Regions from separate parts of the Homo sapiens genome. Here region 1 is linked to region 2. Evidence: read pairs that join two places in POLR2A ChIA-PET (ENCODE). Cell type or tissue: Panc1. All regions are shown on one strand. Region 1 overlaps GALNT18 (polypeptide N-acetylgalactosaminyltransferase 18). Region 2 holds the start of SNORD97 (small nucleolar RNA, C/D box 97).

Evidence for each region. ChIA-PET counts read pairs that join two places held together with the same protein. Peaks named below come from ENCODE experiments on the same cell type or tissue, not always from the same donor. Only the 100,000 strongest peaks of a DNase experiment are listed, where the experiment ranks them.
Region 1: POLR2A ChIA-PET joins it to region 2 with 10 read pairs; 1 of 35 experiments calls an interaction of 5 or more read pairs at or near these places.

What each region holds. Positions count from the first base shown.
Region 1 is chr11:11,522,050-11,527,049 of GRCh38, forward strand. The region is part of intron 1 of GALNT18 (polypeptide N-acetylgalactosaminyltransferase 18); the gene reads right to left. Among named protein-coding and RNA genes, the nearest start is that of GALNT18-AS1, 45 kb to the right of the region's middle. In Panc1, no CTCF peak of the experiment used is centred here; a DNase peak (open chromatin) is centred at 2,810.
Region 2 is chr11:10,796,824-10,801,823 of GRCh38, forward strand. EIF4G2 (eukaryotic translation initiation factor 4 gamma 2) reads right to left here. Exons shown (of 22, transcript NM_001418.4): 14 at 4,838-4,951; 15 at 4,139-4,264; 16 at 3,908-4,012; 17 at 3,609-3,824; 18 at 3,267-3,525; 19 at 2,729-2,933; 20 at 2,390-2,601; 21 at 2,169-2,290; 22 at 231-1,058. The coding sequence ends at 993. It overlaps SNORD97 (small nucleolar RNA, C/D box 97), which reads right to left and starts at 4,785; the gene lies at 4,644-4,785. In Panc1, no CTCF peak of the experiment used is centred here; no DNase peak of the experiment used is centred here; H3K27ac peaks cover 677 bases.

The DNA of each region.
Region 1 (5,000 bases), 730 kb after region 2:
AGAGCCATGTCAGCCACACTGGGGCGGGATGACTTCTACCCACCCTAGGAAGGAAGGAAGGAAGGAAGGCCCTAGGAGGCCCCAGGCCTCTTCTATCCCAAGAATCCTCCCCCTGAGGTGCTACTCTCCTCCTACCTCCACATGACCTCTCCTCATTCTGGGGAATAACCATCAGGTCAAACACACATCGGTCCCTGCCCTACAAACTCTATGCCCCATCTCTGAGAGACGGCTGCCCAAACTGGAAGCTCTTAAGCTTCCCTGCATCCCATCCCTCTTTCCACACAACTTCCAGTGGCCGACAGGACTTAAGGCTAAGAACGGGAATGGGGCCAGGCTTCAGGGTCCTCCCATCAGAGGGAAGGAGGGGATGAGAGTGTCCCTTGATTTTTTGTAGTTGTTTCTGACCCAAAGCCCTGCCACATAGCACAGACAAGAGATGAAGAATCATGCCCACAGAAACACGCAGCCCTGCGTCAGCTGTCCCACCACCACTCAGCTCAACAAGCAGAGGGAAGACCTCTGACTGGTCCATGCCACATGCCACGCTCCTTGGGACCACTGCAGAAGAGCTCAAAGCCTGCTAGAATCCTGACACAAGCTACTGTGACTGGATTTTTTTCTGGATGTTGAAACACAAAAACAAAACAGACAGTCCACTGTATCCACAGAACTCAAGATGTCTAACAGTCTCAGTGTGGCGGCTCCTTCTCCACCGACAAAGACACTTGTCACGCAGCTAGCTGTGCACAATCTGTGCCACTTGTTTCAGAAGTCTGGAGCACACATTTGCCACACAGACAGCATGGGTTAGACTAGCTTCCTATTCAAATCTGGGTTTACAGTCTCCCCACCCTTACTCTGAAATTCTCTTGGAGCACCAAACATGAAACTTCTTCCCCTGTCCTCAGATTAGGCAGATGAGAGTAAAGTAAGAGACTGAGCGCAGTGCAGTCCACTAACAATTCAGGCAGAGGCTCTCCCTTACAAACTGCTTGCCAAGAAAGTAGCAATTTACATGCTTTTTCTTATTACAAGCCCTTTCATTATGTCCGCAAGATCAATTCCATCTGAGTGAAGGTCTACAGTGCTATTTTGAGCCAGGAGGTCTGCCTTCCAGTTTTGCCACCCACAGACATTATGAACTTGAGAAAGTCATTTCACTTTCTTTCAAAGAACTGCAATCAGAATAGGTCCTGCATGCCCTCCAAGTACAGCATCTCTTTTAATACAACAGCTGTTTGAGGCAAATCTTGTCACTCTCACAGGTGAGGACAATGTCACAGGTGAGGAAATGGAGGCTCATGGAAGTTAAGTAGCTTGCTTGCTCTGTGCAGAGGTAACCGAGAGCTACCTCTAGAGGTCTTCAAACTCAAGAAGTCTGGTTTCAAAGCTAATGCTCTTAAAATTCTTACACCGTGCCACTTTGGGAGGCTGAGGCGGGTGGATCATGAGGTCAGGAGATCGAGACCATCTTGGCTAACACAGTGAAACCCCGTCTCTACTAAAAATACAAAAAATTAGCCAGGCGTGTTGGTGGGCTCCTGTAGTCCCAGCTACTCGGGAGGCTGAGGCAGGAGAATGGTGAGAACCCGGGAGGAAGAGGTTGCAGTGAGCCGAGATCGCACCACTGCACTCCAGCCTGGGCAACAGAGCGAGACTCCATCTCAAAAAAAAAAAAAAATATCGTACACCCTGCCTCCCTGGGAAAGGAGGTAGGACACACGGCTGCAAGCAACAGCAACAGCACTGGCTAACATGGGTCAGAAGTGAATTAATTAAAGGACACTGGGAAGCTCATGGAATTGCCAAGAGAGGTAGCGAACCAGGCTCTCAGGTCACCAAGAACATCACCCCAAATCTTATTACTTCAGTAGAGGACCCTCTGGGCACTGCCAATACTGTGGATACTGGGCACTGCATTGCAGCTACCAGCACCCCAAGAACTCAAGGCTCCTGGCACTTCAGCTAGTGCGAGGTACCAGCTCTTGATTCAAAGTCTTAAATCAAATACTTGTGACTGATGTAGCCCAAGTCATAGACCTGGCCCTAAATCCAAGAAAGGCTAGAAATCACTTATCTAGTAGAAGCCTGTTCTGATCAGCCTCTCTTCCTACCAAGACTCAAAAAGTAGGGAATTTCCCAAACATAAGAAGTGGGCTCAGATGCTAGGTGGCCCAAAATGACACATGTCTAACAAATGAGGAAATTGGAGTTCTTCAAGATCCTTTTCAGCAGCATGACTCTATTTAATTTCATGGATTTCAGCAGAGTATATTATAATTCTCATTTATCTGCCCTCCTTCTCTGTGAAATATTACACATAGTTATTTATTACCATTGCCTTGCAGTATCCCTCCATCCTATGGGAGAATGGTTTCTCAATAACACTGAGCTTGAACCTGTAACTTGCTGTGATCAATGGGATATGATATAAACTAGGCCCTAGCAGAAGCTTTAGGAGCCATTGCATATGGAGGCTCTCACTTTCGTTTTCTCTTCCAGGAAAATGGTGTGTTCCAAATAGGGATTGGTCCTTCAGCCTGTGCCTCAGAATGGGAAGACACGTGGAACAGAACCTAGCAGAGCTGTGGCAGCCACAACTGACTCACACAGTCTCCAACTTTAATGTGAGCATAGAAATAAGTGTTTCTTATTCTAAGTCACTGATTTGGGGGCGGGAAGCTGTTTGTTACAATAAAACAGACTGATACACATTTATGGAGAACCAGTCCATACCATTGTCTAGTGAACAAACGAAATGTATAAGTAAATAGGACTCAGTCTCTGCCTTCACGACATTTGTCTGTGTCATTCTTGAATCATAGCTGGCAGAGAGTGGAAGTGTTTTAAGGGAAGCATAAACACAAGCTCTGAGAAGCAATAGGAAAGGAGAGAGAGATTCTGTCTGGGGTTTCCAGGAGGCTCCCAGAGGATGCAAAACTCAGACTGGATCTTGAAGACTAAGTCCAGGGTTATCAGAGAAGGTTGAAGAGAAAGGAGGGGATTTCATGCAGAAAAACCAATATACAAATTCAGAGAGGTGCAAGAAAAAAAATACATATATATGCATGAATACATTCTGGTGTTGCCGGAATATAGACAGGGTGGGGAGGAGGAGAGGTAGGAAAAACAACGAAATGGAGGAGATTTCGAAAGGCCCAGAATGCCATCCTAGCAATTTAAACATCACTCTCAAGGAAACGCGAATGACTGAAAGTTTCCACTGGATCCTTACCTTCTAGGGTAATAGAAATATTACCCTAGAAGTGGTAGAATGGAGGTGAATGAGAAGCAGGGAGCTCAATGAATAAGAAAGACTGTTAGATGAAAACCAGTGCCAGATGATAAGGTCCTTATCTGAAACAGCGATAGTAAAAGCAAAAAAGTTCACGAAACATTTCAGTGGCGAAATCGGTAAGACTTGATTGGATGAGGTTGAGACAGGGAAGAATGAGTAATACACAGAATACAGGGCTACTGATTTTATCTAAATGGAGAATGGAGTCAGTTGTGGATATGGAGGAGGTAGGAAGGGGAACAGGTTTGAAGAAAGCTGATGATCTGGTGTTGTGCATATTACTTTTTTTTTTTTTTTTTTTGAGATGGAGTTTCGCTTTTGTTGCCCAGGCTGAAGTTCAATGACACTATCTCAGCTCACCACAACCTCCACCTGCTGGGTTCAAGCAATTCTCCTGCCTCAGCCTCCCGAGTAGCTGGGATTACAGGCGCCCGCCACCACGCCCAGCTAATTTTGTAATTTTAGTAGAGACAGGGTTTCTCCATGTTGGTCAGGCTGGTCTCGAACTCCCAACCTCAGGTGATCCGCCCGCCTCAGTCTCCTAAAGTGCTGGGATTACACTCATGAGCCACCGTGCCCGGCCACGCATATCACATTTGAGGTGTCACTGCAACATGCTAATGGGGGTGACCAGTTGGCAATTGGAAGACACGGAAGAAACTTCCATCTGCCTGGAGTGGGGGAAAGGTATGAGAAAGGCTCCAGAGGCAGTGTAGACATTTGCTGTAAGTATGCTAGGCGTTCTCAGGGACAGGATGTTGGAAGAAAAGAGAGCAATGGCATTTTAGGCAGGCAGTCAGGGATGTATAAAGCCATAAAGGCAGGATGTCATCAGGGAAGACCAGGAAGTTAGATGTGGGTGGAGGGAGGGAAGCCAGTATCGGCTTTTCCATGTAACAATTTCCCGCAAGCCATGGGCCCGGCCATGGATCAAACATTTCTGTGAGTGACAGACTGTTTGTGTGATGGTAGAATAGCACGACTTTGTGAATAAATTCATAGACTCTTACAAGTAGACTCCTGGAGTCTTTGATGTTCCTTTAAAAATGCAGCGCTGGTCCCTTTCTGGCATGTATAGTTACTTCTTTCATTGTCTTTCTGCTATAAAAACCAGAACATATGTAGTTATTCATGGAAGTAATAAATACATCATTCTTTCTTTTAAAAATATATTTCTTTTAAAAATATAGTGTATTTGTCAGGGGAGAGCTGGTTATATTGCAGTAACAAAAACACCCCAAATACCGGTAGCTTATATCACAAAGGCTACATCTCAGGCTACACGTCCATCAGGATCACCTAGGATCTCTGCTCCTGTGTCATCATTGTCACCCTTACATTGGGAAAAGAGCTGCTAGAATACCTGTACCATTGACCATTGAGCATATATTGGCTCTTAAATTTTCCACCTGAAAGTGACATGTCACTTCTGCTCACATTTATTTAGCCAAAATAAGTCACATGGCCAAGTGTGAAATCCAGGGAAAGTGGGGAATATTACTCTCCCGCAGGAGCACAGCAGCTGTCAGTGAACAGCAATCCAGTCGAGTCCACGCCACACTCTAAGATGGACAGGTTCCTCAATGTCTGTGGGAGTCTTGCACCTAGACTATGACAATTATCATCTGATGTGGGTACCCTCTCTTGAAGGAGCCCGACACAGGGAAGATGCTTTCTCATTTATAAATGCATTTCTCCA
Region 2 (5,000 bases):
AAAATCGTTTATATTGGTTAGTTTCAGTAACTCAAAGGAAATAAACACCTTAAATCTTGTGTCTCATCTTGAAGAGTCTAAAAATTCCTTCTGGAACCCAGGCTTGTACAGCAGAAAAACAAAAATTGGGAAGTCCTTAAGTCAAACTAAGGTGGGTCTCCTATACCTCAAAAACAAAGCTGACAATTCTCCCAGACTATGGATGCCATTTACAGCCACACATCACTACATCAAGTATCACAATGTTTATTGATAGATACAAGTATATAAAATCAGGGCATGAACATGACTTGATAAATTAAGTAGACTTAATTTCAATACTATAATAGGAGGGACCAATTCAAATTCTCACCATTTGTTTCACACCCACAAAAACCACTTCAAGGGCATTAACGATCTCTCAAAACTGATCAGTTTTGTGCAAGTAAACCATGTTTCTTTTAAAAAGACTTGTGCACTTGCCCAGGCTCAAGGATATTAAAATCTAGCACATAAAGCCCATTACTAGAGGTAGAAATACAGGCAATATACTATTACGGCAACAACCATCAATTACAGTTAAGAATTTTTCTGTAACAACCAAATGGATAATCAAATATTGCAACAACTCAAGTATTACTGAGCAAAGTGCATTTCTACAGTATTCAGTGTTGCTATTCAGTTTTCTAACTTAAAACAGCCTATGATAACTGGCAGCAAAGAAGGTCCTTGCAATAGACTGCCTCTGCTTGAGAACTTATGATGTAATTATTGCATGCTGCTAATATACTATCTAAACATTAAAGATACTCCTAAAATATTTGATGGTAGACTATGATTAAGACATTACACTACAAAAAAACCTTATGCAGAAGGAAATCCTAACTGACGTGCTTCTGCTTTAAATATTGTGAAAACATTACAGCGGAATGAATTTTCGCAGTGGTTAGGTCAAATGCAGTTACATCATAGCAACAGTATGTTTTGCACAATTTAAGGCTTTGGCTGGTTCTTTAGTCAGCTTCTTCCTCTGATTCTTCTTCTTCAGCAGTTTCTAACCAGGTTAGCCACTGATTCACCTATAAATTAAGATTTGTAAATTAAAATAGTTCATGATATAAACAGAAATCCATCCAAAAAGTTTTAGGTGGTACTACACAGTTTTAGAATATGAAACAAGGATATCCCTACCAACAATTTGTATATTAAGTTAACGAACAGTGGTATATTATCCAGATTTGGGACAACACAGAGCTAAAGATTTAATCCTGCAAGGATGATCCTCGTGAATCTTGTTTATCATCAGCAATAAAAAGGTAGGAAGATGCTGCAGGACCAATGTTTCTCAAGCCTGGGCCCCCTGGAAAACTAGTAGCATGAGAAAGAATCACCTGGATTTTGTACCACAGACCTACTAAACCAGAATCTCTAGGAATAGGCCTGGAACCTGCTTTTTAAACTGCTCTTCAGGTGATTTGAGAGAATGCCCTGATGTTCTTCCCCTAGGGCTACAAGTTCATTCAATAAGAAAAAATCAAATTGTGAGAAATCAGAAACATCTCCTCTTTTTAGAAAAATATATAGTATTTAAACTTTTTTTCTTTTTTTGAGACACAGTCTCACTCTGTTGCCCAGACTAGAGTGCAGTGGTGTGATCTCAGCTCACTGCAACCTCTGCCTCCTGGGCTCAAGACATCCTCCCGAGTAGCTGGGACCAGGACCACAGAACATGTCACCACGTCTGGCTAATTTTTTGTATTTTTTAGAGACAGGGTTTCACTATGCTGCCCAGGCTGGTCTTGAACTCCTGAGCTCAAGTGATCCTCCCACCTCAGCCTCTTAAAGTGCTAGGATTACAGGCATGAGCCACGTGCCCAGCTACAATTTCCTCTTTACTGATGTTTTTAAAAAAGCTTAAATCGAAACTTGTACAGTCACTCCCATGTATATAAGTAGCTATACTCCTTGAAAAGTTAGCTACCTCTAACATCTTATACACCACTAGAATTGATTCATTGTGTAGCTTTACTTAATAATAGCTTCAAATAGTGCAGAATGAAATGTACAGGTGAAGACAAACTACTAACTAGGACTACCTTGCCTGTATTTCAGTTGAAAAAGGCTCTTAACTTGAAGTTAATACCAAGCAAACTGAAGTAAGCAGACCAAATTTTTAACAAAAGACTTACCTGGAACAAAGCCTTGCCTTTTCCCGGAAACTCTTGGGTTATATCTTCTTTCCAAGCCAAGAAAGCTTCTTCTTCAATAATTTCCATGTCATAGAAGTGCACAAAAAAGCGAAGTAACATGCCTTAAAAAAAAAAAAAAAAAGAAAAAAGTAATAAGCCCATTATTTAGTGTTCTGTTTAAGAACTTCCTCACGCCGTTCTTCTGATACAAGTCCTCTCACCTTTTGGGAAGTTGCTGTTATAGCAGTGCACCTGGAGAGCATACAGGGCACTGACTTGTAGATCAACGTGATCATGAAGAAATTTCTGCATTACTGGCTTGAAAGATAGTAGTAGTTGTTTTTCCTGCTCTAACTGTTCTTTGGAAGGAGCAGAGGATGAATCTGTTTCATCGCTGGGGGGGTTTACTTCACTAGAAATGTACTGTAAGAAGCTGGACAGAAAGAGGTCTTGTTAGAACCCAACAGTGAGTTTTCTTGCTCAAGAGACAACTCTTAGTCTCCTACGCTTCTTTTCCAGTACATGAAACATTACCATATGCAGAAAACCATTCGTCTTACCTAGTCATTAAGATGTTCACAAATCCTTTATCTACATGAAGTTTGGGAGAGATGTTATCTTTAATCCATTTATATATGGTTTGAGGGGATGGATCCAACTTTATTTGCTTCAACAGTTCCTTCTCCAATTTGAGGAGTGGGAATAAGAAACTCAGTCCCTTTCCTTCCAAAATCTCCAACATGCGGTCCTTATTCTGATCAATTTCTGAAGAGACAAAGCCACCTGCATCATCTAATAGTTCATTTTACCAAGTTGTCCTGTCCAGAGAGCAGAGCTTCACAAATGATGTCCCCAAGTATGTAAGATCCATGTAGCAGAATAGAGAACCAACCCAGCAAATGAAAAAAACTCAACATACGGATCAAATGAAAGTAGTTAAATTATAAATCTCTCTTTATAGGTGAGATCTGTGGTAATGTTTATCATTATCTGAGCAGGACAATCAGACTGTCTGACCTACATAAATCCACTCAAGGTACCTGAAATCTCTAGATATAATATTAAAAAAACAAAACAAACAAGTCAGCATTCTCTTACCTGGGAGCATTTTCTGCATATTGACCTTGCTTTGTTGAAAAAGTTCTGTTAACCATTCTCGATCTTGTAATTTAGCTAACTGCTGAAGACAAAGTAGGAAGAGAGGAAAATGGGTGCCACTTTCTAGTGGTTGAGCTAGTTCTGAAATGCTCACCAGCTCTGAAATGATGGCACGAGCTGCAAACTGTGCTAAATAGGATTTCACCAAAGGGATGTCAACCTCCAGTTTGGGACACTGGTCCAATACATTCAGGAAAGCCTTGAAAGAAATATACAACAGTTTATCAGTTTTCGAATTTGAGTGGTAAGAGTTCTTACCACACAATCAGTAAAGTGTCCTACCTGCATGAAGTTGTCACTTGTGGCTATCCCTTCCTGTTTGAGTAAACTGATCAAAGAACTTGCTTTTTCTTTATCTTCATCGCTTCTATCTAGTGACAGGATGATTACTTTGCTTAACATCTCAGGAAGAAAGTGTTTAGGAGCCCTCATTTCTCTTACACCATTGACAGCCTCATTTGCATTTCCACTATTTAGATATTCAGTCACAACAGTTTCCTGTGAAGAACACAAGTATCTTTAATGTATTCTCTATCTCAAATACAGGCTAATTACACTAAAATGGGATATTTGAAACTTACAGTTAGTTTAAGGAGTTCTTCCTTTGACGGTGGTGGCTTTTTGCTGGTCTTGGCAGGCTTTTCCTGGATAAGCGGTGGATTAGTTTTGAGACCAAGCTGAGGTGTCTAAAAAACAAGCAATGACAGACTTTTTTTAAAAAGAGGACTATGAAATTAGGGGGAAGAACACACTAAATTTAGAAAAAAGTCTTCAGATATCTTTAGAAAATGCTGTCCTACTATGGTCTGTACCTGTCCCAGAGGTGGTGTTTGAGTGCGTGGTGGTTGTGCACTAGGAGGAATCATAGTTATCTGGGGCTGAAGCTTTGGCACTTGATTTTTATTCATTAGGAACGACTGAGCAGGCCTCAGGCTAATCTGGAATTGAAAACAAAATATATCTAAATTAACAACATGCAGTTGGCGAACATATTAAATACAACATTCTAAAATCCTATACAGTGACAGAATCTAGGGAAACATTAAGCTTTTTGAAAAACTAAAGAAGGTACTCCACATTAACAGGTTTAATTTTTGGCAAAAAATTTAAAGATCTGATGCATACAGTAGTAAGATACTATTATAAATCTTACATTCTCTTAGAATTAGCATGACTAAAATATTCAAATAAAAAACTGCAAATTTAACTACAGTTTAGAAAATGCCCTGTTTTATCCTTAGTTAAATCACCCTTACAAAGAAAGAAACCACAATATTTTGACAACCAGTTTTCTTGCTCTAACAGACTTTAGGAGACTTGCCCTCATATCTCATAATCTTCGCTCACAGGACGCTGGACATTCAAAGAAAGAAAAAGAAGTATAGAAAAGAGAGAAAAACGTCAAGAACTCCAGCATAAAGTCCTCTTAATAACGCGTCTTTTTATAATCATCGGGCAATAAATTTCTGAATGGACAAACTATGGTATATAAGTAACATAGGCAAATGTACCTCATCTGCATTAAGCTGTCCTTTCTTAGAAAACCGAGGTGGCATATCCTTCGACTGTCCTTGCAGCTGGGATAAGAGTCCCTGACTCTGGTTATGGTAGAGCTGGCTTAGCCCCTATTTCAGAAAAGGAGAAAGAAAGTCTAGATAAAAAGGGGTCCACAAA